5 separate regions of the Homo sapiens genome follow, and all the other regions are linked to region 5. A link is a loop called in an ENCODE intact Hi-C map of the cell type or tissue named here. Cell type or tissue: PC-9. All regions are shown on one strand.

The links. Peaks named below come from ENCODE experiments on the same cell type or tissue, not always from the same donor. Only the 100,000 strongest peaks of a DNase experiment are listed, where the experiment ranks them.
Region 1: a loop joins it to region 5, with 8 times the contacts of the local background. A loop is called at or near these places in 35 of 110 quality-filtered maps.
Region 2: a loop joins it to region 5, with 11 times the contacts of the local background. A loop is called at or near these places in 102 of 110 quality-filtered maps.
Region 3: it touches region 5 in a loop (6-fold over the local background); 100 of 110 quality-filtered maps call a loop at or near these places.
Region 4: a loop joins it to region 5, with 14 times the contacts of the local background. A loop is called at or near these places in 11 of 110 quality-filtered maps.

Annotation. Positions count from the first base shown.
Region 1 is chr12:47,741,394-47,746,393 of GRCh38, forward strand. It overlaps RAPGEF3 (Rap guanine nucleotide exchange factor 3), which reads right to left. Exons shown (of 28, transcript NM_001098531.4): 17 at 2,594-2,675; 18 at 2,137-2,283; 19 at 112-209. Among named protein-coding and RNA genes, the nearest start is that of RAPGEF3, 15 kb to the right of the region's middle. RefSeq lists an enhancer at 1,248-1,297. In PC-9, CTCF peaks have their summits at 992 (motif pointing right), 1,199, 2,783 (motif pointing right) and 2,989; a DNase peak (open chromatin) is centred at 2,828.
Region 2 is chr12:47,713,220-47,718,219 of GRCh38, forward strand. ENDOU (endonuclease, poly(U) specific) reads right to left here. Exons shown (of 10, transcript NM_001172439.2): 3 at 4,910-4,975; 4 at 4,299-4,436; 5 at 3,671-3,839; 6 at 3,081-3,280; 7 at 56-169. The region is part of intron 1 of RPAP3-DT (RPAP3 divergent transcript); the gene reads left to right. Among named protein-coding and RNA genes, the nearest start is that of RPAP3-DT, 9.6 kb to the left of the region's middle. RefSeq lists enhancers at 4,517-4,636, 4,977-5,000. In PC-9, CTCF peaks have their summits at 2,285 (motif pointing right), 2,486 and 4,438; DNase peaks (open chromatin) are centred at 2,272 and 4,532.
Region 3 is chr12:47,779,977-47,784,976 of GRCh38, forward strand. It overlaps SLC48A1 (solute carrier family 48 member 1), which reads left to right. Exons shown (of 3, transcript NM_017842.3): 3 at 169-2,775. The coding sequence ends at 305. HDAC7 (histone deacetylase 7) reads right to left here. Exons shown (of 26, transcript NM_015401.5): 25 at 4,103-4,241; 26 at 2,746-3,910. The coding sequence ends at 3,865. Among named protein-coding and RNA genes, the nearest start is that of SLC48A1, 9.2 kb to the left of the region's middle. In PC-9, no CTCF peak of the experiment used is centred here; a DNase peak (open chromatin) is centred at 2,165; H3K27ac peaks cover 1,604 bases.
Region 4 is chr12:47,947,612-47,952,611 of GRCh38, forward strand. No RefSeq gene overlaps it. Among named protein-coding and RNA genes, the nearest start is that of TMEM106C, 13 kb to the right of the region's middle. In PC-9, CTCF peaks have their summits at 2,003 (motif pointing left) and 2,207; a DNase peak (open chromatin) is centred at 2,020; H3K27ac peaks cover 55 bases.
Region 5 is chr12:47,834,861-47,839,860 of GRCh38, forward strand. It overlaps LINC02354 (long intergenic non-protein coding RNA 2354), which reads left to right. Exons shown (of 3, transcript XR_007063292.1): 3 at 2,958-5,000. Among named protein-coding and RNA genes, the nearest start is that of LINC02354, 8.2 kb to the left of the region's middle. In PC-9, CTCF peaks have their summits at 2,924 (motif pointing left), 3,131 and 3,903 (motif pointing left); DNase peaks (open chromatin) are centred at 1,121 and 2,901; H3K27ac peaks cover 1,438 bases.

The DNA.
Region 1 (5,000 bases), 93 kb before region 5:
CAGAGCCAGGCCCCTCCTCCCTCTTCTCCCTGGGACCCTCCCCAGAATCCACCACTGCCACACTCAAAATAGATCTCCTCCCTGGGCCCTGGCACCCTGCCTGGTCCCTACCAGCTCATGCACTTCCTGTGGGTTGACAACAAAGAGACGCTCATTGAGCCCCAGAGATGTGGCCACACCACGGGCATCTGGCTGCAGGCCAATGGCATCTGCAAAGACAGCAGAGGCGGACTGGGTGGGGGAAGGGAGGGAGGCCGGGGACCAGCTGGATGCCAGGGTGGAGGTGCTGTTTGGGAGGCTGAGAGGTTGTTTCTCCTAGTAGCGGGGTTGAAGTCCTGGGTGGTGCTCAGAATACACAGGTGCATGTGCCCACGCAGCCACGCAGCCCAGGGAAGCACATCCAAGAGGATGAGGAAAGATTCTCAGTGAGTCAGGAAGAACCTGGGCAGGGTCTGAGCCTCCCTCAGCCTCACTTTCTTCCCTGGTAAAATGGAGACAATAAGACTTGCCCCAACTATTTCATAAGTCAAATAAAATAATGTATATAAATAGTAGCTATAAGTACATGCTATGTATAAAAGCCCTTTGAAAATTGGGAAGTGTCTTATATAAGCCTTGGTGTTGATTTTCATCAGCTCCTCATGGACTGGGACTGTGCTTGAGTCCCCAGTCCCTAGAGCAGTGGCCTCCAAAGTAAGGTACATCAGATCATCCATGTGCCTGGGGAAAATATGAGCTCTTCTACTTACGTTTACTTTTTCTACCTGCTTTGCATTTCTACTCCATCAATTTCTATTTTATCTATCTTTATTATGATATTAATGTAGTAATATATGTGTATTACTTACAAACAAATATTCACACAGTGGGGTGTGGGTTTTAATTAAATGTTGGTTATTGACATGGGTGTCGATCCAAGTGCTTCGGAGATCAGTGCTCTAAACAGTGCCTGGCACATAGTAGGGTCTCAATAAACATGACCTTTGGGCAACTGCAACTCACCAGGTGGCCAGCAGAGGGCAGTGCTTCCCAGGGCAGGGCACACAGGTGACCATCTCTCCCCACTTCCTGAAGGGAGAAGGCTTTTCTTTTCTCATCCCCACTTCTTGAACGCCCCTAATTCTTGTCTGCCCTGGGTTCCAGCTGTCAAGCCCGTGCCCTCCGCAGAGAACAGTGGTTTTGAATGTTCCAGGTTCTCTGGAGGCCCATCTTAATACTCCTGAGCCCGCCATGTTCTCAGCACTGACTGGCAGGCCCTGTGCTAAGTGCTTTACACACATTAGCTCACTTAGCCATTGCAACCCTGTGGGTAGATACAATTACAGTCCTCATCTGACAGGTGAGGAAATGCAGGCTCAGAGAGGTTAAGCAACTTGCCCAGCATCACACAGCTAGTAAATGGTGAGCCTAAGATGCCTTCACGGGTCTGGGAGTCCACCGTCTATGCTCTTAACCATCAAGCTGACCTGTTTTACCTGCTGTGGTATCTCCAGCTCCTAACATATTGCTGGCTCATAGCTGATCCTCAAAAATGTTTGCTGAGTGACTAAACAAATGAAGACTACTTAAGTTCCAAGACCAGCTACTCTCACTGTGTGAGCTTGAGGAATAGCTCATGCCCTTTGAGCTTCAGTGTTCTTGTCTGAAAATAGGATAAAAGTACCTGTATCTCATGAGATTGTTATTAATTCATATTAAATGACTAAACACAAATGATGATAATAATAGCAGCTAATACTTATGTATCACTATGTGCCGGGCACCATTCTAAATGCTTTCATAGATGAACTCAATTGATCCTCACAATTCCTCCAGGAGGCAAGTACTCCTACTATTCCCATTTTATGGATGATAAAACTGAGCACAGAGGGATGAAGTACCCTGCCAGAGGACACACAGATGGTGAGCTAAAGGGCTGGTGCCGAATGCAAGCAGCAGGCTCCAGAGCTCATGCTCTTACACACTGCATGAAATGCACTTCGAACAGACGCACTCCACCTCCCATTAATGCTAGCCATCATTCACACTGAGGAAGACCAGAAAGATGACAATGATGACAATGATCTTGACTGGGGGACCTGGGCGCAGATCCGAGGGGCCACCCTCCCTTGGGGTCTATCCAGGGGCACAACTCACCACCTGCAGAATTGACCTTCACCAGCACCTGCCCCTTGGTCCAGCCATCCTCCTGGGCCAACGCTGCCATCACCTCTCTCACGGAGGCTGTCACAGGCAGCTGCAGGGTCAACACTGAGTGGTCTGGCCGGCAGATGTCATAGGGGACTGAAGAGGAGACCAGACTGAGCTGTGGGAAGGGCTGCCTGATCTCCACCCCAGGAGGGAGAGGGCGGCTATTGCAGTAATGGTGGGAGGGATCCCCAAGAGGCTGAGCTGCAGGTGGGGAGGCCCTGAGCAAAAAAGAGGCAGGTAGGAGGCAGATCTAGCCAGCAGCCTGGAACACAGACCCTGAGGAGTACAGCGTGCCACCTTGGCCCAGGCACACCGAGGTCAAGAGTGACGACAGCAGGACAAGAGAGGCAGAGACAGCAGGGTGCAGATGTCGGGCTGTGCCCAGCCGGCACAGACCACCAACCTTTATCCCCAACTTGGATGGCACAGCTGCTGCCAGGAAGGGGCTCGTCCTGGTTGGGGAGCCAAACAGGCAAGTTCCGGGCCTGGGAGGAAGAGGAACGAGAAAATAAGGCTGGGAGGACATGAGAGGAGACCGTGGAGGGAGGGATTGTGAGGTCCCTGTGTCACCAGGAGCACGGGCGCCACACAGCATTCACACCACCAGAGGGCTCTGCTTGCCACATTCACCTGAGCTCAGGTAAGGCACCTGGGACCAAGGATCCAGGAGAAGACACAACATGTCTAAGGGCGGGGCAAATCCATGCCCCTCCGTGTGTGTGTGCTTCTGCATCTGCCAGATAGGTCCAGAGCAGTTCTAATATGAAAATCCTTCAGCTGCTGACTTTGGTTTTCTCTTCCTTTTCCTCCAGCTACCATTTGCTACAAGCCAGGCATTATTCTGAGGATCTAAATATTCACAATGCGCCTTTGACAAAAGTATTATTTTTATTTCCATTTTATGGATGAAATAAATGAGGCTCAGAGAGGTTAAGTAACATGCCCAAAGCCACACAGCTGCTAACTGGCAGAGTTGGAATCCCTCCTGCTCCTTTCCCCCTCTGTGCTCCGATACTGTGTCAGTGGCCCTGTCCCAGCCCACAGCAGGGATGCAGTTCATGGAAACCACTGTCAGGCCTCTGCTGGCAGGGCAGCGCCTGCCAGGCAAGTCTCCTGACTCAGGTTCCCCTTCCCACCCTGCTTTTTTCCGACTCTGGTACTGACTCTGTCCCTCCTCCCAGCTCTGCGTATAGCAGATCCTCCAGGTTCGGACCTCAATCCATTGCTCTTCCCTACATTTCCAAATCTCAGGGACCCCTGCAGAGTTCCTTACTGCCTCATGTGTCGCCTGCACATGGGTGATTCCCAAAACTACCAGCAGTGCTGAACTCTCTTCCAAACCCTGGTCTCAAAAACCCCCTGCATCCTTCCACATGAATGATCCATTACCTCACACTCCATATACCCATCGGATCCTTGCATCCTGCCTCCCAGACCACTCTGTTCCCCAGCCATTCTCCCCAGCTCCAGGCTCCTCCACACTTCCGTAGCTTGTCATCTTGCTTTGAAGATTCTTCTTTGAAGTGGGTCTTCTGTGCCCCCTCCTCCCCTGCCCAGGCTAACTCCAGTTCCACCTGCCCACGAGGCCTCACTCCTTATCTACTCCAATGGCCCAACTATGCTCCTCCTCCTCCCTCCCAGGTGCCTCCAGCCCTCCTCCTCCAATCTGCCTGACCAGAGCCCTGTGAAGCTCCCGCACTCGACTTCAGTGGCGTCCATTGTCTGCTGGAGAAAGCCCAGGCTCTTTAGCTGACCTATTCAAAACACAAATCAGACTTTGCCAACCTTGGCTCAAACCCCTTTAATGGTTTGCACTGCTCTTAGGACAAAGATCAGACCCCTGTCCTTGGCCCAGGGGGCCCTGCCCACCTCCTGCCTGCTCTGGGGTCCTACTCTTACTCTCGCTCCTCCAGGGATCCTCCTCCTGGGTTCCCTTTCCTCCTGGGTTTGCCCACCAGGAATCCTCTTCTTCCTCCACCCTTGCCCCCTGCAGCTCTCAACTCCAGTAGTCGCTTACACGGGACACTTTCCCTGAATCTGCACTGGAGTTGGCTCTTCCCCTCCCGTTTTCAGGAGCGGACTACAGTTGGAAGAGCCGACTCCAGTGCACATTCAGGGAAAGTGTCCCGTGTCACTGCACATCACGGGTTGTTGAACTGCTCTGCCCCTTGCCTGACTGCAGCCCCACAGGCCAGGGTTGAATGAGGTGCAGCATCAGCACCTAGCGCAGTGCCCGGCCTGCGAGGGTGAGCCCACATCAGTTTCTGAGCGTCAGCCAAGAGCCAGGCAGCATGTGAGCAAGGAGAAGCGGAGGTGGGGGCCCGCAGGAGGGAAGTCAACTCTCCAGTGGGATGGGAGAGATACCAAAGGACAGAAAGCAAGTAGGCAAAGAAAACAACTCCACATGGCGAGAGTGCTTTGAAGAAAATCACAGAGGACACCAAGGCAGAGCGTGGTGGGAGAAAGGGGAGGGTGCTCCGGATAGGGAGACGGGAGGGGGCCTGTCTGGGAACCCAGCATTTGGCTGAGATGAGAACGAGAAGGATCCTGCCAGGCAGAGCCAGAGAAAGACCCTTCCAGGCTAAGGGATAAGTGCAAAGGCCCTGAGGGGAGAACGGGCTTCGCCTGCGGAGGAGAAGAAGCCAGTAAGAGTCTCCAGCAGGCAGGGGCTGGGACACACAGTAGGGTGGGACCATGGGGAGCCTGCTGGATGGTGAGGCCCCTGGATTTTATTCCCAGTGCAGCCCTCCCCACCACCAACCTAATCTACCTTTCCAGTTCTTTCTCCCACCATTCCTCAACCAAATCCT
Region 2 (5,000 bases), 120 kb before region 5:
AAAGCCATTCCTCTTCATCCCTCCAACTCTTTCTTTCCAAGAAAAGTGCTCCCACCTGAGAAGACATGTTCAAAGCCACTCGAGTCCCCCTCTTCATTGCCTCTTGAATAGAGCCCAAACCACATGTTCTTCAAGTCATCGACAAACTCTTGCTCTGAGCCATAGCGATCTGCAGAGGAACACAAAGGGTTTTGGAGAGGGGAGGCAGGGCCAGGTCCTGGGAGCGCTAAACAGAGACCTGAAGAGCTACTTGCTCCCACACGTCAAGAAACATGTGGGTTCAATCAACAAATGTGTTCGGCTGTTAATTCAATGATTATCTATGGGATGCCTATTTTGTGCCAAATCCAGATCTAAAGGCTGAGGATTCAGCTGGGAATAGCAAGGACACGGTCTCTATCTATATTACATTCCACTGGAGGAGTCAAATAATAAGTAAACAATAAGAAATATGATTTCAGATCAGTGCTATGAAGCAAAGTAGCCCGTAATGACGGGAAAGGGCTGGCACATAAGTTGGCGGGGGGGGGGGGTCTTCTAGAAAGGAACATCAGAAAGGCCTCTGTGAAAAGGTAGCACTGATCAGAGAGCTGAAGGATAAGGAACTTGCTACACAAAGATCTGTGGGGAAGATTCCTCCATGTAGAGGGAACTGCAAGAGCAAAGGCTCCAGGCAGACTTGAGTTTGCTACTCAAAGAACTAAAAGAAGTCAGTGAGGCTGGAGCAGGAGGGGAGAGTGGTAGGAGAGGAGGTTTGAGAAGCAGCCAAGGGTCAGATCCTTCAAGCCATGGCAAGAAGGTCAGGTCTCAGGCAAATAGAAATAAAACAAAAAATGTTTTAGATTTACTAATTGCTTTCTGTCCACCTAGTGCCTGCCATTTTAAGTGCTTTCAATGTAACACTGAATCCTCACGTTGAATCTTCATATAAGCTTGGTACTAATTATCCCCAACTTAGAAATGAAGAAACTGAGACGGACAAAGTATAAAACTCATGCAAGATCACAGTTAATGAAAGGTAGAGACAGCACTTGAGTCCACTCAGTCTAGCTCCAGAGACCAATCTCTTTAACAACTCTATAGCTTCTTGGTAGTGCAGAGCCACTGAAGGATTTTAAGCAGGGGAATTGTATGATAGGACCTTTTAAAAGATCACCCTGGCTGTGTATGTTAAAAAGGCAATGGGGTGGTATGAGTGGAAGCAGAGAGACCAGTCTTGAGGCTCATGCTTTGTCTACGTAAGAAGTTGATGGGGCTTAGATGGTGGTGTTAACTCCGGAGGAGGAGAGAGAAGCAGTAGGCCCAGGACATATTTTGAAGTGGGAGTGATGGACATTACATTACTGATGGAGGAGATGGGAGTAGGGAACTTTGAGGTAAAGAGAACAATTACATCTAACTACTAGGCTTTTGGCCTGAGCAACCGGATGGGTTATGCCCGCCATTTATGAAATGGGGAAGACCCAGAGAGGAGCAGGTATTTTTGATGGGAACCAAAAATTATTTCTACACTAGGTTCTGTGTGAATATCAGTTAGATAGCTAAGTGGAAGATGTTGAGAAGGCCCTTGGGAAAGTTCAGGGCTGGAGATTTCAATGAGGGAACCATCAAAGATTGACTGTTTACTGCCCACAATTTTATATGGTGAATACAAAAGAGATACCAGACATATTCCTTCCTTTCCAGGACTTAAAACACATTTGGAAAACAAGACTACATAAAATAACAGAGAATGGTTTCACACACTGAATAGTTCCCCTTACTGAGCAAGGACTGAGTGCCAGGCTTTCTACTGGGTGCTTTATAAGCAGTCATCCTCAAAAACCCCATTTCAAAGGGAAGTCCCAGAGAGGTCAAATAAATTGCCCAGGGTCAAGTCACTAGCAAGTGGCAGAGCCAAGATTTAAACCAAGTCTCTCTGGCCCAAGGCTATTGTGGACCACACTCCAAACTCTGCAGAGGTGCCGAAAGCCAGAGTGAGCTGGGGCAGGTGCAGCCTTCACAAATGCGGTGGGATATGAATTATCATAGAACTTTAAGGATAAGTGGGATTTGGACAAGGAGAGAGGTGAGGAGAGAGTTAGTAACGGGACAGCCTGGCCTTGGCATCGGAACCCTGAGTTCCAGCCCCAGCTCCGCTTCCAACTCATTTGTGGCCTCAGATAAGTCTAGCCTGTCTGGCCTCCGTTTCTCTCATTTGAAAAGCCCTTGCTCAGTCTAGACCTCCAAGATTCTCTTGTGTATTTACTACGAAGAGAACGCCAGGGGGCAGCACAGGATTGCAACTTCTTCATAGAGTCACTCTTGTGTCGCTGTCACTTTACCTAAAAACAGTGTCACCAACTCTTAAGGGAGGCAGCAGCTCTGAGCCAAGGCACTCTCAGGGACAACGAGGGAAGACCCGGACAGAGCCACCCCTGAGACAAAGCCCAGCTGCCTGGAGTTGGGAAAGGAATCTGCAGGACAGTAACAAACACAACTCCATGCCAAGAAGTCCTGCGGCCAAAATCTTTTTTGGTCTGACTCAAATGTGTCTCTACCTGGAGGCTTTCCAACCACAACTCTTCCCGATAGGACTTCCCGCTCTGAACCTTTGTTGATTCTCTGATGTTGTTTCCCCAGCCAAAAGGTGGACTCAGCCAACCCGATTCCTGGACTTTATTGCGGGAGGAGGGAGTAGAGTCAGCGACTCTACCTGTCTGAAACATGGTGCTGACTCCAGGATCGCGGAGGTGGCTGAGACGTGCTCTGGGTGGGGGTGGGATGTGAGGGGAGGCTCACACCTGGCAGAGAACCCTGAGACTGTAGCAGAGGGTGGGCGTGCATGAGGCAGTTAACATGAAGTCAAAGGTGGGGTGATATCCAAGCCAGCCAGCCAGAGGATGTGCCAGCTCCTGGTTGGGTTCCTAACCTCTCCTTGGCTTCCCCCTGGCCTCATCCCTCATCCCTCCCAGATGTACACTGACCTCCACAGAGTCCCCACCGCCTCCTCACCTGCCCTCCTAACCTTCCCCTCCCCCGCCCACCTGGCTTCGCTCAGACAGACTCATGCGCTCTGGGGCCTGGGGGTGCTCACTCACTCTGGTGATGGAGGAAGCTGTAGAGCTCCTTCATGACTGCTGTCTTCATGATCTCTCTGAGGAAGGCGTCCTGCTCGGCCAGCTCCTGGGCACTGAAGTGCTCCCCATGGCCTGTTGCCCGCTGGTAGTTGTTGAGGAGGTTGATGAAGGCTGCATAGGTGGGCTTGGAGAACAGCTTCTCATTGACATAAGTGAAGAGTCTGGGGGAGGCAGAGGGGAGCCCCACTGAGAGCCCCAAACACAGGGCAGCGACCCCTCCAGAGACTTCTAGACAGGCCAGGGGCAGACAGGCGAGGGCTGGGTTCAGGAGCCGAGGGGGCACTTCGGGTACTCTTGAAAGTCACACATCAGGTCACTTTTCTTCCACCTCATGTTTTGGAAGAGCTGTTCTATCCTCAGCCTGGCCAATCACAGAAACCCTCCCAACTGGATATCCACAGTCCCTCAAGATGGCTTTGTCTCTGGAGAACTATTTTTTTTCTGCTCTCCCTTTGATCGTGCCTGACTTGAGGATAAAAAGTCGAGACATCGAAAGAAGCAAGGATAGGGGCAAGATTTAGGGGGTAGAAAGAGGAATTGTGGGAACTCACGGCTTTGGGCAGCGATCCACTTGGTTTCTGGTCTCTGACGGGGAGATGCAGTTTTGGCTATTGAGAACGATGTCTTCCTTCTGGGCTTTGTTGGTGTCTGCCCTGTAGATCTTCTCAGAGATGCTCTGAATCTCCTCTTTTGTTATGGCATCACTGCTGTGGGAGACCTCTGGGAGGAATTGGAAGAGGGGTGGCCTCAGAGCCAGAGGGAAAGGGGGGCGGGCAGGAAATTATCTGTGTACCTCCCCTCCTGGGCACCTTCAAGAAGCCAGCAAGGAGGGAGGGGGGCCACAGTTGGACACCCTAGTGGTGGACAGGGGCCCAGAGCCTAAAGGACGTGTAAAATCACCACACGGCATTGCCCACAGAATGTCCCCCGCCCCTTCCCCCTAGAAGGGGTCTCACGCTTGAGCATGCATCAGAACCACCTGGAGGCCCTGGTAGTACAGGACAGTGAGTCCCATCCCTAGAGTTTCTAATTAAGTAGGCCCGGAGTGAAGCCCCAGAGTTTGTGTTTCTAACAAGTTCTCAGACATTGCTGAAGCTGCTGGTCCAGGGACCACATGTTGAGAACCTGCTCTAAAGTCCTTCTGTCTCTGCAGCTTAGCTAAGGGAGCAGAAGACTAACCGTGGTCACTACACAGGCTCTCAAAATCCTTGCAGCAGTTCCCAAACTCTTGGCAGCGGGCATTGCAGTGACATTGGTGGTGCTTGTCAAAGGCTTCGTAGCAGCGGCCCTGGCAGGAGGTGGGTGCCGAGTACAAGTCTGAGAAGAGAGGGGTGGTGTGTCCCGGGCTGACCTCTAGAGGTCGCTCTGAACGCCCCACAGGCTGTCGCTCCCTAGCCTGGCTGTCTTCACTCTGCCCAGTAAAGATCTCCAGGGAAGGAAAACAAACAAACCTAATTCGTGCACACCCTTCACAGTCAGGAAGTCCTTTCTGATGCCGAACTTTACTTTCTGGCCTGCTGTTTTTCTAATCTTCTCATTCTAAAAATAAAATCTCTTCCACTTCCCTCTCCAGGCCTCAGGCTCTCTTTCCTAGCTACCCTCCTCCCATGGCCCCCCAGGCTGGCTGAGCCCCCCCAGGCTTCTTCCTGCCCAGGTTCCCAGAATCCAACAAGCCTCTCTCATCTGGCTGAGGCCTGGGCCTGGTGCCACTGCCATGGCCGCCCCTGCTTGTCACCCTCATGTCCCTCCTGCTTTATCTTGAGGGCCCCCCTTTGGGGAGGCAGGCTCACTGCTGGCGAGGGCCTCTTCTGTCTCTTCCTCCAGCTGTGGCAATGGCTCTGACTCTTTGTGGTCCTCTGCAGGTAGATAGAAAAATAAAGT
Region 3 (5,000 bases), 55 kb before region 5:
GGGACCATGGCTCTAAAACCTCCATCACAGTGTCTTTCTGAAGGGTTGGTTCAGCTGCCAGGACGTTGCAGGGATGTTGAGTGGGGAGGGTGGCCCTGGCCTTGTGGCCGGTGCAGAGGCCGAGGGCAGGGCCTGCCAAAGTCACTGTCGGTACTTCTCTCCCTGCAGGCCTCACAGACCCCACCAGCTACTACCTCTCCAGCGTCTGGAGCTTCATTTCCTTCAAGTGGGCCTTCCTGCTCAGCCTCTATGCCCACCGCTACCGGGCTGACTTTGCTGACATCAGCATCCTCAGCGATTTCTGACCCAGGGGGTGAGGTCTCTGCACCCTGGGGGGGCCTTAGGACCTGGACTCAGCCTCTGAGATGTTGGGAGAGGCTACTCCCACCCCCTGGTGACCCCAGAACTGTGGCAGAAAATACACAGCAGGACGAGTGTGGTCTCCCAGGAAGCTGTCCTGCCCGTCCCCTTTCGAGGAAACCTGAGTGTGGTAGAGAGGGGATCCTGCCATGTTGCTCCTCATCAGCCTGGCCAGAGGGCAGCTTTAGACCTTTTCAAATGAATCTGTTTTCTTTTCTTTCTTTTTTTTTTCTTTTTTTTTTTTTTTTGAGATGGAGTCTTACTCTGTCACCCAGGCTGGAGTGCAGTAGTGCGATCTCAGCTCACTGCAACCTCCGCCTCCCAGGTTCAAGCAATTCTCCTGCCTTGGCCTCTCAAGTAGCTGGGATTACAGGCATCTGCCACCATGCCCGGCAAATTTTTGTGTTTTTAGTAGAGACAGGGTTTTGCCATGTTGGCCAGGCTGGTCTCGAACTCCTGATCTCAGGTGATTCACCCGCCTCAGCCTTCCAAAGTGCTGGGATTATAGGTGTGAGCCACCGTGCCCGGCCTGGATCTGTTTTCTTAGCACGCAGTGAGGAATCTTTGTACTTAAGGCCAGGGCAACAAAGTCAAGAGGTCAAGGTGTAGGGCCATGAGGCCTGGACCTATGCTGCAGGCAAGGGTTTCCATCCCCGCTGCCCTAGGCACTCTCTTCCCAAGGCCAGGTTGGGCACCTGGGGAGGTCAGTTCAGAAATATCTAGCAGAGACCTCTTAAACCCCCATCCCAGCACCCCATCCTGTTGTTCCCAGAGCTGGTCTCCCATGAGTGTGCTAGAGCCAGATAGCCGTGGCCCCCCACCCATCTCACTCACACACACAGGCATCCATACACCCCAGAAGACTTCCCAAATGAGGCCAGACTCAGGGTCACGGGGAATGTGCTTCTGCCCCTGTAAGGGCTTTGGGGAAGGGGGCAACATAGTAGAGGCTGGAAAGAGCCCCCAAACCTGTACCCATGCCCCTCCAGCCCTGCGTTTCCATTCTGCCTTCTCAGAGTGCCCTTGCTGCACCCAGACCACCGGCCAGGAGAGACCTTCTCTCCCACTCCAGCCCCTCTCACTGCCCTTCAACTAGAGCTTTCACCTTTTTACATTTCCCTTCTGAAGGACACAAATCTGCTTTTCTGCCCATACACTGGCCCAAGGGCTCACCTAACTTGGGAGGGAAGGGGCTGTTGGTACAAGGATGATTTTCTGTTAGACTGCCATTTTGCACGGTCTCCCCCTTCCCATCTGATGTGTCCTGCCCCTCAGCTCTTTGCCTTATCTGTGTCACTGTCACTTTAGCAAAAATACAGCGGCCATTTGTATCAGCCTCTGGTGGTTGCTTGTGAGGTGGGACTCTTGCGGGAACAGGTGGACTTTGGGAGGAGTGGGCAGGGAGGGAGTGGTAGTGGCAGTTCTCGAGCTATCTGATTAAGCCATTCCGCTAGTTCAGTTGTGCCCTGGAGGGCAGGGGACAGAGTCAGTATCTCTGGGGCTGCAGGCCCTCTTGCCTTGGCCCTCCTGGCATGGGGTAACCACCAGCTCAGCTCTCCTCCTCCAGCTTTCCTCTCTCTAGCACACCCCAGCCAGGGCAAGGATGCCCACGGGCATAGCTACAGCAACCCCTGCGGGATTTGGTGTCCACACCCGAGAGGCCAGGCCAGATGGGAAAGGGATTAGCGCCTCTTCCCTCACACTCTGCCAGGCTGCCAGGAGCTTGGGCCAGGTCTAAGGTAATGAGGTGCTCCTCTTCCTGCTGGAAAAACCGGACAGACTCAGAACCACAAAGGCAGGTGCTGCCAGCCTGGCGCCTTCCTCTCTGCTTAGGCTGGGTGAGCTTGTCCAGGCCTGTGCCTCACCCCTTCTCTCTTCTAGGCTCAGTGTATGCTTAATCAGGCATGGTGCATCAGAGCGGGAAGGAGCCATCAACAGTGTATACTTCTGGAGCCTTCTACTGATAAACAGAGGCCCCAGAAGACGATTTGACTTACCTGAGCTCCCAGCTGGGACTTAAACCCAGGTGTGTCTGAGTCACAACTCTTCGGGGATGCCGTGGTGAGCTGGGGCTGAGCTCCTGTATTCCCACTCCCCCACCCCACCCCCACTCCTGCCATATCAGGGCTGGTCTCTGTGGACTCAGCCCAGGGCTGCCTCCTCTTTGTCACCCCAAAGTGGGGCAGCCAGGGACAGCCAGGGTGTGTTCAGAATGGGTTCTTCCTGCAGGGCAGGAAGGGCAGATTGTTAAAGGGGCTGCGGCCCAGACCACCCTGGTCCCTCCTCCGGCAGTGACTCAGACCCACACTGTGCCGTGCAGCTGTGTGCCCTGCACACCCGCTTGACGGCGCACTGCTCACTTCTGGGGGGCCCTTTCAGAGGCACTTTTAAAGCAAATAAAACATTTATTGTTCAGATTTTTTTCCATTTTCTTCCTTTTTACAAAAACATGCATACATACACAGGGTATGGTGGGTCCTAGGAAAGACACACACACACGCCTCACTCACACACACGCTCACACACACGCCTCACTCACACACATGCTCACACACATTTTCCTTCTTGACCCCAGGCCTGGACCCCCAAAAGCCTTGAAGACTTTGCCAGAGCAGCCTCCCCTCCTCCATGTCTGTATCTTCTCTCCCACCCCTTCCCCCTCAGTCAGGCTACTCCTATGTGGGGTGGGAATCAGAGCTATGGTGGGGGAGGCCCCAGAAACAGAGAAGGCTCCCCGAGTGGGCAGTGGCCGAGGGGTCCCAGGGGTATGCTGCGCTTCTTGGGGAGATGAAGGGTTTGGCACCATTGGATCAGGAAGCACAGGACTCCCAGAGCACCCATCTGCTCCACCAGGGCATCGCCAGGAGGTTGATGTAGGGGGGCCTCTGGCGAGGGTACGGACCAGATGGAGGGCTGCCAGTCTCGGCTGTCAGGGAGCTTCGTCTCAGTGCCCAGTGGTAGAGGGAAGCTTCCAGAGTCGTCTGAGGAAGCAGGTGAGAGGGACTACCCCTGCACTCAGGAATATGGGACCTCTTGGCTCCCCACTCCCCCCTAGCCCCTAGAGCCTAGGAAGGGCCAGCCTGTCTGAGGCCAAGTTCACATTTCTGTGTGGAGCCTGAGGCTGTGTGCAAAGTCTGGGGTTTGCAGAGCCAGGAATAGTGGTTAAGGGTGAGCCCGACGGAGCCGGAGCCAGTCCTCCTCTGTGCAGTCCTGAGGAATGGGGGCCACAGCCAGGGCCCATACTGGAGGGGAGAATCTGTTCTCGAGAGCCCTGTGGGGGTCGCCGCCCAGCCCGTCTCCTCTCAGGGTCCTCTCCAGTTCCCATTCTAGACCCAGGGATTTTCTCACGCTCCCTGGGATAACTGTCAAAGCAGGCAGGCTGTTCTCTGGTTCCAACTACTTGCCCACAGGATCTCTAAAGACCCAGGAATGGGGGCTATTGCCAGGGGTTAGAAGAGAACCAGGTCCCAAGGGCATGGTGGGCGGGCAGATGGTTCCAGAGCCTTAGAGATTCATAGGTTCTTCCTCCTCCACCAGCTGCTCCGAGGGCCTGTGGGGAGGGACAAGGGTGGGATGCTGGAGCACCAGGGCTGCAGCAAGGGCCTTAGCTAAGCTTCCTCTCAACCCTGGTCAGGAAGCCTGGGAGGGTTGGGGTGGCTGCATAGCGGACCCGGGGTCTTCAAGCAGGGAGGAATGAAGCGGTGGAGAGGCTGTGGGCCCAGGGCCAGGGGTCTGGCATTACCTATCTTCAGCCAGGATGCCCACAGAGAGGGACGCCAGTGCGGTCACTGCCTCCACTTCTTCTTTGTCAGCCCCTGGCACTCTAGGCACCCAGGAGTCTGGACAGGAGGCCAGGCGCTGCATGCAGCCCCAGTATTTACCTGGGGTAAGATGCCAGGTCAGAAAGGGTTGGAGAAAGCAAGCCCCTCCACACTGCGTCCTAGACCGGATATTGAGGTTGGTGTCTCAGGCCCAGGGCCCCGGAGGAGCGGGCCTGTCCTCCACTTAGGGTCGGCTCTCCCACCTGCCCCTCTCCTCACTTCGCTCCCACTCCCGCACAGCCTGACAGGGTACACAGAGTGGGTTCAACATGGCTGTGAGGGAGTCCTAGCAGGTGCCCAGCCTTTCTCTCATCCCCTGTGGCTGCAAGGCCACCTTTGACTCATTCCCCACAGGTGCGGGGCTCCTGAGAGCATCAGGAGAGCCTGCTTGCCTGCAGACAGGGTCTGTGTCACAGTGACCTCCCAGAGCCCCAAGCTCGGGCCTCCCACTTAAACACAGCCCCCACCAGTGCTCAGCCCAGCACTCAGGAAAGGAGGGCCTGGGAGGTGGGACGAACACAACATGGGAGAACTGACCATCACCACGGCCGCTCTGCATGGGTGCCCAGGCCAGGAGAATGCTCCTCCTGCCTGCTGCTGTGAGGAACCATGTCCTGGAATCTGGCTCAGTGTGAGGGCACCCACCGTAAGAGGAATCAGCCATGTCTTTACCATTATGTAAAGACATCACGGCTCCCCTACCCAGCCCTTGATATGGGAATCTATTTTACTCATTTTTATCCCTAGTATAGATTATGGGTCTTGACATAAGATGCTCAATAGATGTTGAGTTGAAGTTGAAAATTTAAAGTACTTTAC
Region 4 (5,000 bases), 110 kb after region 5:
GGACACAGACGCAGGGAGAAGGCATCGGACCTCATCATCATTCCCCAAACCGTCAGCGAGAACCGGCTATGAACCAGGCCCTGCGCCAGGACAGTGAGGGACACAAATTGCCTTAAGTAAAAGGGGCTGACCCCATTCTCAAGAAGTAACAGGCTTAATAAGGAGGTAAGGCACAGACACAAACACTCCAGTGGCAATCATAGCATGCACTTAAAGGGTGTTTGCCATGTACAAGGTCCTGACCTAAGCACTTTACATGTAGTAATTCATTAAAAACCCTCATCAGCCCTGTAAGAAAGGTACTCTTATTATTCCCATCTTATAGAGGAGGAAACTGAGGCACACAGAAAGTAAGATATTCTTTTTTAAAAAAAAAAAGAAAAAAAGACAAGAGTTGCACTCTGTTGCCCAGGTTGAAGTGCAGTGGCGTAATCATGGCTTATTGCAGCCTCAACCTCCTGGGCTCAGGTGATCCTCCCACCTCAGCCTCCCAAGTAGCTGGGACTACAGGCGCACATCACCACGCCTGGCTAATTTTTACTTATGTTTTAATTTTGTACAGGCAGGGTTTAACCATGTTGTTGAGGCTGGTCTCGAACACTGGGTTCAAGTGATCTGCCCACATCAGCCTCCCAAAGTGCTGGGATTATAGGCGTGAGCCACCGCACCCAGCCAAGAGACTCTCACACCACAGTACAACTAGTAAGCAGCGGAGTCAGGATCTGGGCCCAGGGAGTCTGAATCCATCTTAGCGGCTATGCTATGCCACTTTTGTACAGTCATGCAAGGGGAGAGGCAAATCCCATGAAAGAAGCATAAACAAATTAATATGAGAACTCAAAGAAGGGAGAGATTGTCCCCGGCAGAGGGTCAGAATCAAGGAGTGCTCCCTGGAGGAAGTAACATAGAGCAGCCTCTGGAAGGATAGTGGGGCTTCTGAGCCTATACTCAGGGGCAGGGACGGAAGCTCTACAGCAGAGATCGCTAAAGCAGTAGCAGAGACAGCACCCAAGAGGTCAGCTGCTGTTGTACAGCACCACCCAAAAGCCTGTCCTCATGGCAGCCCAGTGCCTAGAAGGGACACTGGCCAGAGGAAGATGTCCAGGCAGGCCAGGCTCAGCCACAGTGGAACAGCAATTCAGATTCATGCTCCAGCTCTCCAGCACCGTTGGCCTGTATCATCTCCCCGCACCTCCTACCTGCTCCATTCTCTCACTCTCACTGCTAATCCGGGTCCCCTTGCAAATCTGTTCATGGGGAGAGTGAAAGACAAAACTACAACACTTGAAAAACTCTTTATAATACAAATATTTGGTGGCATCTAATTTAGACAAAAATCACCCAGCTGTCTTGTTTGGACAGTTGGGCCCAGTAGAGTGGCCACAGAGCCATGTGGCCTGAAGCCTCAGGAGATAGGCTGGTGGGTGTGTGGGCAGGTCCCGCCTCTCCCTGTCAGGCCTGTACTTGGCTGAGATGCCAGGTCATTTGACATCTCTGGGCCTCAGTTCTCTCAGAAGTGACGATGAAGAAATATGAGCCCTTTCCCGGCTCTAGACCGACAGCTCCAGTCATAGCCTCCAACTGCAAGCATCTACCTGTTCCAAGGTGCATCCCAATCCCTTCCTGTCCCATCAGGCAAGAGCAGGTCAGGCCAAACCCCAGCCCACTGTTTTGGGTAATCCAGCCTTGGGTGGACTCCTTCCCTTTGCTCCTGGCTGCCTCCTGATCCCTTCAGTGGAGGGAAGCAACCTCCAGCCTCTTGTGGATTTGTTTTTTGTTTTGTTTTGTTTTGTTTTGTTTTGTTTTTCAGAGATAGAGTTTTGCTGTGTTGCCCAGGCCAGAAAACGCAGTGGCTATGCATGGGTACGATCATAGTGCACTGCAGCCTCGAACTCCTGGGCTCAAGCCATCCTCCTGCCCCAGCCTGCCAAGTAGCTGGGACGACAGGCGCGCCTGGATCCTCTTGTGGGTTTTAAGAAAGGAAGGAATTACTGGAGTCTGGAGGCCCGGCCCAGGCCTCCCACGCCCCCTGGCGGAAGGAACAGAGCTGTGTCCAGACCTGCACTGGAATCTGTGGCCAACCTTCCCACCACTCTCCTCCCACCCGTCCTGTCTTTTCCTCTGACCTTATTCATTCACTCTTAACTGCACATGCACTGGGTGCCAGGCGCATGCCACGAGATGGGGCGTGGAAGTGACTGAAATTGTCCCTGTCCCAAGGTGCTCTCTGTTCACTCAACTCTGTTCAATTCATTCAATAAATATTTACGGAGCTTCTGCTCTCTGCCAGGCTCTTCTCAAGGCCCCAAGGACACCATCCTGCCCTCGCAGAGTTTAGTCTAACAGGACCTATGGCCTGGTAAACAGACAATCATCATACAGTAGATGAGCCACAGGTGCCAGAGGAGAGGCCAAGAGGAGACACGCCAGATGCGCCAACAGCGGCCCTCACGCCGAGCAGGGGGCCGGAGGGGCAGAGGAGGGTGTGGGTGCGCACGCGTGTACGTGTGTGTGCATGCTGGGGGATGGTGGGAGACGGATTTGCAGAGATGGCAGAGCCACGTCAGGGCTGGGCTCGAGCAGCTGTGTAGGATCCCTCCAGGCGCAGGAAACGGGGTATGGGGTGGGGCAGGGCGGAAAGAACATCCCACACCAAGAGGACAGAGGGAGCAAGGGCACAAAGTCCCGGCATGTTTAGGAAGCTACAAATAGTTTGCTGTGGTACAAGTGTGTGGTCAGTGGCAAGGAGGCAGCAGGAGGGTGGAAGAGGCCTCGCAAGTTGTATAAGGGGCTTGGGTCTGATCCTGGAGCCTGTGAGGAGCCACTGAAGGCTTCAAGAGACGGAATGATACGAATACTTCTGCTTTCAGAAAAAGACCGCTAGACCAGTGGAATGTGGAGGGGGGCTGGGAAGGCAAGTGGTCGGAGATGGCATGGTGCTTGTACCCCAGCTGTGTGACATCAGGCAAGCCACATCACTTCTCTGAGCCACAGAGGCCTCATCTGTTAAATGGGGGTGCATCTGTCAAATGGGGGTGATGAAACTCAGCCTATAGACTTGTTAAGAGGAGTAAATGAGATAATATACAGAAGTGCCTACTGTGGTACCTGACACATAATAGACACATAGTAAATTATATACATATGCATATACATATATATATATGAAACGTCAGAGAGCCTACCAAGAAGGCTATTTCAATTGCCTAGGCAAGAGATGCAGAGAACCTGAATTCAATCATTGCGGAAGGTGAGAAGAAGGGGATGTCAAGAGCTGTTTCAGACAGTTGCCCTTTGGGAATGGGTTGGATATGGATCTTGTCTTTCTAAAAACATCCCAGAGTTCATCTCAGCCTTTTGTCCTCAGGCACTAATCCGTGACTCCTGCATTCCTCATCATCTTCCTGCATTTTTTCACTGCCTGCTTTGTATTAGGTGTACATACGCTTGTTCAAGGCTTGTCCATTTGCAGTTTGTCTGGCTCAGGCACAGGATGCCTGGAGTTCAGGCAAAGGCCCTGCTGGCTGAGCCTCTAGGTAGGTATGTCTCGGGCAGCAGTGGACAGATTCATGGAGGTTTTGGATGACAATCAGATGAGGATCTGTCCAGCCACCACGTTCATCCCTGAAGCTAAGGTTGAGAAAGGAAGTGCTGGGAAAGTTGACCACGGAGATTGGCTGGCTGGCGCCTGGGTTTCATCAAACACTCATTGCAGAGTGGAAATCCAGCAAGCCCATCTCCAGCCTACCCCTCAGGCACAGCTCCCCCAGTTCCCTGGCCAGTCAGCCTTCCTCCCACACCTGCCTCCAGGGTGCCAGCTCTTAACACAGGTACCACAGGTACCATTCGGGGGGTGCTCCAGCCCCTCTAGAAGGGCAAAAAGGGGCAAGCAGTTTGTGTGTGTGTAGCTCGATCACCATTTAACCTACTTAGAGTGTGTTCATCCAAGGTTGCCAGCGGCAGAGAGAGTTGTGGCAATTATTAAGGGCTAAGACCCCCAAAGCCATCTCATGGTGTTGCCACCCTCTCCAGGCCGTACTGAGCCTGGGGCAATTGTTAATAGTGTCAGAAGCAGCTATTAGTCTCCGTGGTCTGCAGGTTCCCCTCCAAGCTAGTTTGATTATGTTCATTTTAAGATGTTAGTTTGTGTTTTGTGTTTTTCCCCAGTATCTGTCCCCTGTTCCAAAGGGATAACTCAGCCCTTTAGATTTCTTTGGGGTAGAAATTAAAAAAAATAATAATTCAAAGACAACCTCTTGAACTGTCTCTCATGAATTCCTGGGCTTATTCAAGAGATGATATCAGGTGTTCAAGATGCTGTTGAGAGAGGAAAGCAAGGAGTGAGCAGGGTGAGGGGAGAGGAAGCTGAACTCCTGCCCCAGCATCACTGTGGAGAAGGGGCAGGGTCTCCAAGGGGCATGGCTGCATGGGCACTTTGGACCCTGCACACCAGCTCTACCAGCCTGGGCCAAGGTTCCCAGGTCACAAGGAGCAGTAACATGACCCAACACAGAGGCCTGTGGGAAAAGGGACAAGGGGGAGATCAGCATGACATGGTGAGAGGCCCTTGCATACCCTGCCTCCTGGGCTCCAAGAAGTAATTCTCCAGGACTCCTGAGCGACCCTGGGGAGGGGGAGGTAGCCTCAGTAATGGAGGAGATTAAATCCCCTGGGGCCAGTCAGGATGGGGCTCTGAGTTAGATTTAGGTTGGTTTAAATTTTTAAAAAATAGGACCTCTTTTGCTCTTCAGGATTTATGGAGGAAGATTCATCCCTCCAACTGCAGCCAGGACACTTATTGGCTGTTCCAGGTGCACCTGTGAGCCAGGTGAACATGGGCACAATGCAAGCGAGACCCTCCTTCCCTGGTCCCACAGGCAGCCTCGTCAGGTCCCTCAAAGGAGGAGCTGAGGATGTGGCTTTTTGGACCACCTTGGTTGACTGGCTTCTGGGTCCCCTTCACAAGGTCGTGGTGAATTGTCAGTTCCTTGATGTTGTGC
Region 5 (5,000 bases):
CCCACCCCCTTTATCACTTCTCCCCCATCCCTACTTTATCACCCAGGGCCTCCACAATCCCCTCCCTGTCCCTCTCCGGGGGCTCCTGGGTAGGAGAGGGAAAGACATGTAAATCAGTGGGGCTAGGGGAAGTGGAGGAAGCAGAAAGGATACCAGGAGCATTTCCCCTACACGCTTAACCTGGGGCTCACAGTCCTTGCCAGGCTGGGCCAGTGGCTTAGGGGACCAAGCCCTTCCTGATAGGCCGCTTGATCTATCTGGCCAGCCTAGTAGGCAAATGGGGAAATAGTAGTCAGGAGTTGACAAAGTTGGGGCACCTGCCCTCACTTTGGCCCTAGCCCCATGCCGGCTGCCACAGATGTTCACAGGTGTCTGCAGGATTCTTTTGTTTTTGTTGTTTTTTGACATAGGCTCTCGCTCTATTGCCCAGGCTAGAGTGCAGTGGTGCGATCATGGCTCATTGCAGACTCAACCTCCGGAGCTCAGGCAGTCCTCCCACCTTGGCCCCCCAGGTAGCTAGGACTACAGGCACATGCCACCAGGCCCAGCTAATTTATTTTTAAAATTTGTTTGTAGAGATGCCGCCTCTCTATGTTGCCCAGGCTGGTCTTGAAATCCTGGCCTCAAGTAATCCTCCCTCCCCGGCCTCCCAAAGTGTTGGGATTACAGGCATGAGCCACCATGTCCAGCCAGGATTTGGGATTGGGTCAGGGTGGCATGGGCCTTTCCAGAGGCCCAGTAGGCTTCTGAGTGCAAGTGAAGAGTGCAGCGGGGAGGCCCTACGGAGCTAAATAAGGGCTGTCGACCAGGCTATGTGTGACTTCTCCTTTCACCACCAAGGTCTGGAGGTCTAAGGGGAGCTCTGCCCACTACCCCCAGGAGCTCACGGGAGCTTCTTCCTGCCTTCCTCCTCTCAGCAACCAGTATCTAGGAGGCCATGCCTTCCTTCCCAGAGTCCAGCTCAGACAATTTGCAGAACAACCCAGCTTGAAATTTGATACTTGATCCACCCCTTGTGCATCCCCTAGATCAAATAACCCTGGATCTGTGACCCTTGGCTCAGATCTGTCTAATTCTTAAAGAGTCTGTTCAGACTTGGAGTGAGGCTGTTGAGTCCTGAGGAGGGAGGGGCTGTGGCAGCATTGACAAGTTCCCCGCATTCCTGTGGTACCTGAGTCTTTCCAATGACTCCCCTCACCTGAGGCTCAGTCTCTCATTACCCACCCGCTTCCCTTCCTTATCGGTGAGGTCTTGAACAACTGAACCAAAGAGCTTCTGGTTCATGAGCTAATGTTAACCTGCAAGAGGACACAGTCTTTGGCTCTGTCTCAGTCAACTCTGAATATGGTCTGCAGACCTAGCTTTTGGAAGATGCAAGAGCAGGAGGGATGGTGAGAATACTGGATGACAAAATGAGGATTCAAAACATTCGAGCAGGCCAGTGTGGGATAATAAAATCAGATAAATATAAAGAGGGACAAATGCTACATTCTGCATTTAGTCAAAAACAAATTGGTGGCCAGGCACGGTGGCTCACACCTGTAACCCCAGCACTTTGAGAGGCCAAGGCTTGGGAGGAAGGGAGGGGGTTTGCTTCAAGTCAGGAGTTCAGGACTAGCCTAGGCAACATAGAGAGACCTCGTCTTTACAAAACACAAAAAAATTAGCTGAGTGTGCCGGTGGTCCCAGCTGCTCAGGAGGCTGAGATGAGAGGATTGCTTGAGCCCAGGAGTTTGAGTCTGCAGTGAGCTATGATCATGCACTCCGGCCTAGGCCACAGAGAGACCATCTCTCTCTCTTTCTGTCCTTCTCTTTCACACATACACACACACACACACACACACACACACACACACACACACGAATTAGCCAAGTACAGAATGAGGGGGATGTGGCAGACACTTTAGGGAGAGGAGTTAGTATGAAGTTTCTGAAGCCACATGGAATTAACTTCACAGGTTCTGAAGTTGAAAGGAAGGTGTTTAAATTTGCATAAGTCTGTTTGCATTTCATTTTCTAGCAGGGACATTATTAGCCTTTTTGACTCTCATTTTCTCACAAGTGTACAGTGGAGTTTTCCGGAGGCTTCTTGACACATGATATCATAACAGGTTGAATGCAGAAGCCAATATGAGAATCTGGCTGCCTTCTACTAAACCAGACATTAAAGAGATTTGCAAAACTGTGAAACAATACTGTCTTGTCATTAAATTAGTTTTACTTTGGAAACTGGTTATTTTAAAGAAAAAAATGTGTTATTTGTTCTAACTTTTAATAGATTCATTATTGCCACATTTAAAGAATACACTTTAAAAATGTCTGTTTTAATTTCTAATGGTACATATTGATGAATCTAACCCACACACACAAAAGTTCTTTGGGGTCCTTCTTTTTAAGAGAGTAAAAGGATGCCAGGACCCAAATGCTTGAGAAACTCTGGTTTAGAGGCAAGCCACAGAGCTGCACGTTCAGAGAACTGCACGTACCCAGACACGGTGGTCGGTTAAGTTTCAATGTCTGGAACAAAGACAAATGACACTGAAGAGATCATGGTGGGGTTTATACCTCATCAGAGAAGCAGGGTTCCAACAAACATGGGGATAAATGAATCGATCAAACCCGATTCTTGAAACTTGTCTTGATTCCCTTTTCTCTGGGCATAAGCCACCCCTTGCCAGAGAATACTGACATTAATTATAGGTCAGTAAATACGCATGTAGTGAAGTCCAGGTGTTGGTGATTGTTGAAGGATTGACATTGACAAATAAAGAACATGACTGAAAGAAGTTGGGGACAGTAGTCACTAGAGTTCCATGCATTTCAGATTTATATTCCTATCTTCCCACCTCTTTCCCACACTTTTCTCCCCAGGCAGCTTTCGGCTGGGGCCAATTTGGTTTATTAAGTGGCACACCTGCCCCCTGGTGGCCAGGTGGTACAATGACACCTTCTCTCAGTTCTGGTAGATATCATGGAGCAGGAGTCCCTAGCACCAAGAAGCTGAGATCCGGAAGAGGCGCCCCAAAAAATCAGCCTGGAGTGAATCTAGAGGGCCCATCAGGGATCGGAGGTCGGAATGTGGGAGCAATGTCACCTCCTTGATAAAAACTTATTTGGCCATCTCAGCAACCCAATAGTGATGTTGGCCAACACATGATTGATAACTACGTGCCAGGTACTGTTATAAATGCTTTACACAGATTATATCACAACAACAGCAAATCTATGAGGTAGGTACTATTATTGTTACCATTCTGTGAAGAAACTGAGGCTCAAAAACATTAAGTAACTTGCCCAGGGTCATACAAATAGCAAATGGCAGAGCCAGGCCTGGGAGACAGCAGTTTACTTGTTAACTGTTACTTTTAACTTGTTAACACTTTGCAGCTTCCACTTGGCATGCCTAGTACTCATCTGTCTGTAGGGCTGTCTTCTCCCACTGCACAGTGCTTTTCTTGGGGGTGGCGACTGTCTTGTTCATCGCCATATCCCCAGCACTGAGCTCGGTGGTGTGGCTGGTTAGAAACACTGGAAGGACTACATAACTTGGCTGGACCTCAGAGGGAACCTGCAGCCTCGCTCACTGTCAGCACGGACTATGCTCAGAGGCCCGGGGCACAAGACCCTGGGAGGCCCTTGGGTGAGGTGTGAGAGGGTCAGATACTCCCTGTTGCCTGGGAGGAGAAGCCAGAGAGCAGATCCCTAACCCCATGTCGCTGGCATGAGGAGAGGTAAGCACCACCAGATGCCCTCAGTAGCAGAGACTCAGAGCCTTGCTGAATCTCACTCATATCATGGAGATAGAGAAAGGGTGGAAGGGGGATGTGATTGGGGCTTTGGGGGCGGGGGGCCAGGCAAGTGGCTCAAAGCTATCCCTGTAGGGCAGTAGCACCACCTCGTGGTGAAACTCAAGATGATTTAGGAAAAATAACCCAGCTAATCCATAACTGAGGGGAGGCTGGGAACCCCCTCCTTTGGAGTCAGCACTCTCCTTGGATAGAGCCACAGGAGAGGGCCTGGAACTCTTCCAGCGTCTCCCCAAGCCAGAGCAGCTCACTCCAGAAGTGCTCACCAGGTTGTATAGAATGTGAAGAAAACACCCCTTATGGACATGTCCTATGGGCCACAGGCTGAAAAGAGCCGCCTAGCTGAGGTCATGTCAATGAAATCACATGCTCTTCAGGGAACAGCCTGCGTCCAATGACTACCTGATGCAGGAATATAGAAGTGTCTCCCTCACTTCATCTTGGGGCAATCCAAAGGGCCATCCCAGCTTCAGAGATCCCCACACGGGTTGATTGAGACCTTCACTGAGACTGCTTTGCAGCCCAACTTCTCCCACTGCTAATTCTACTTCTTTCCCTTCCACCAGGGCTGATAATCCTGAGACTGCTCCCTAACAAGCTCCCTGCACTTCAACCTGCATTTCAGAGTCTACGTCCCTGGAACCCAACTTGCAACACCATCCCGTATATCATATATCACATGCGTGCATACAGAGATTCGGAGCAGCTGTCTGGAGCAGCGAGCTCTCAGATTCCCCCTGCCAGCCACAGGCTCCACACCCTGCTGTGCTTCTGGGTCTTGAGGAGCACAGACTCCCCATCAGCCTCACGGGCTCCCTGCCCACAATGAGGACTAGTTGCCTATAGGATGTCAGCATGATGAGCCATCTCCTTGGCCATGCTGGAGGTGTCAGACAGCATCCATCCTTCTTGTCATCTGCAGGGACCATGGGGCAGGCAGACCGACCTGCACTGCACAGGCAGCCTGCAAGGAGCCTGGTAGAAGCTGGGGAAATTGAAGGGCTGTGGTCACTCCTGGCAGGCCCTGTTTGCTTGCTCCAGGGCTAAAGGAATCAATACTCCTAGCACACCAGTGAGCTATTTATACCACATGATGCTTTGAGCCTATCAACCCCATGGTCTGTGCAGTGTTTTTGCTTTATGTCTCTTTTAAGAAGCAGACTCATTCGAACTACCCCAGGTGTGGCATAGCCC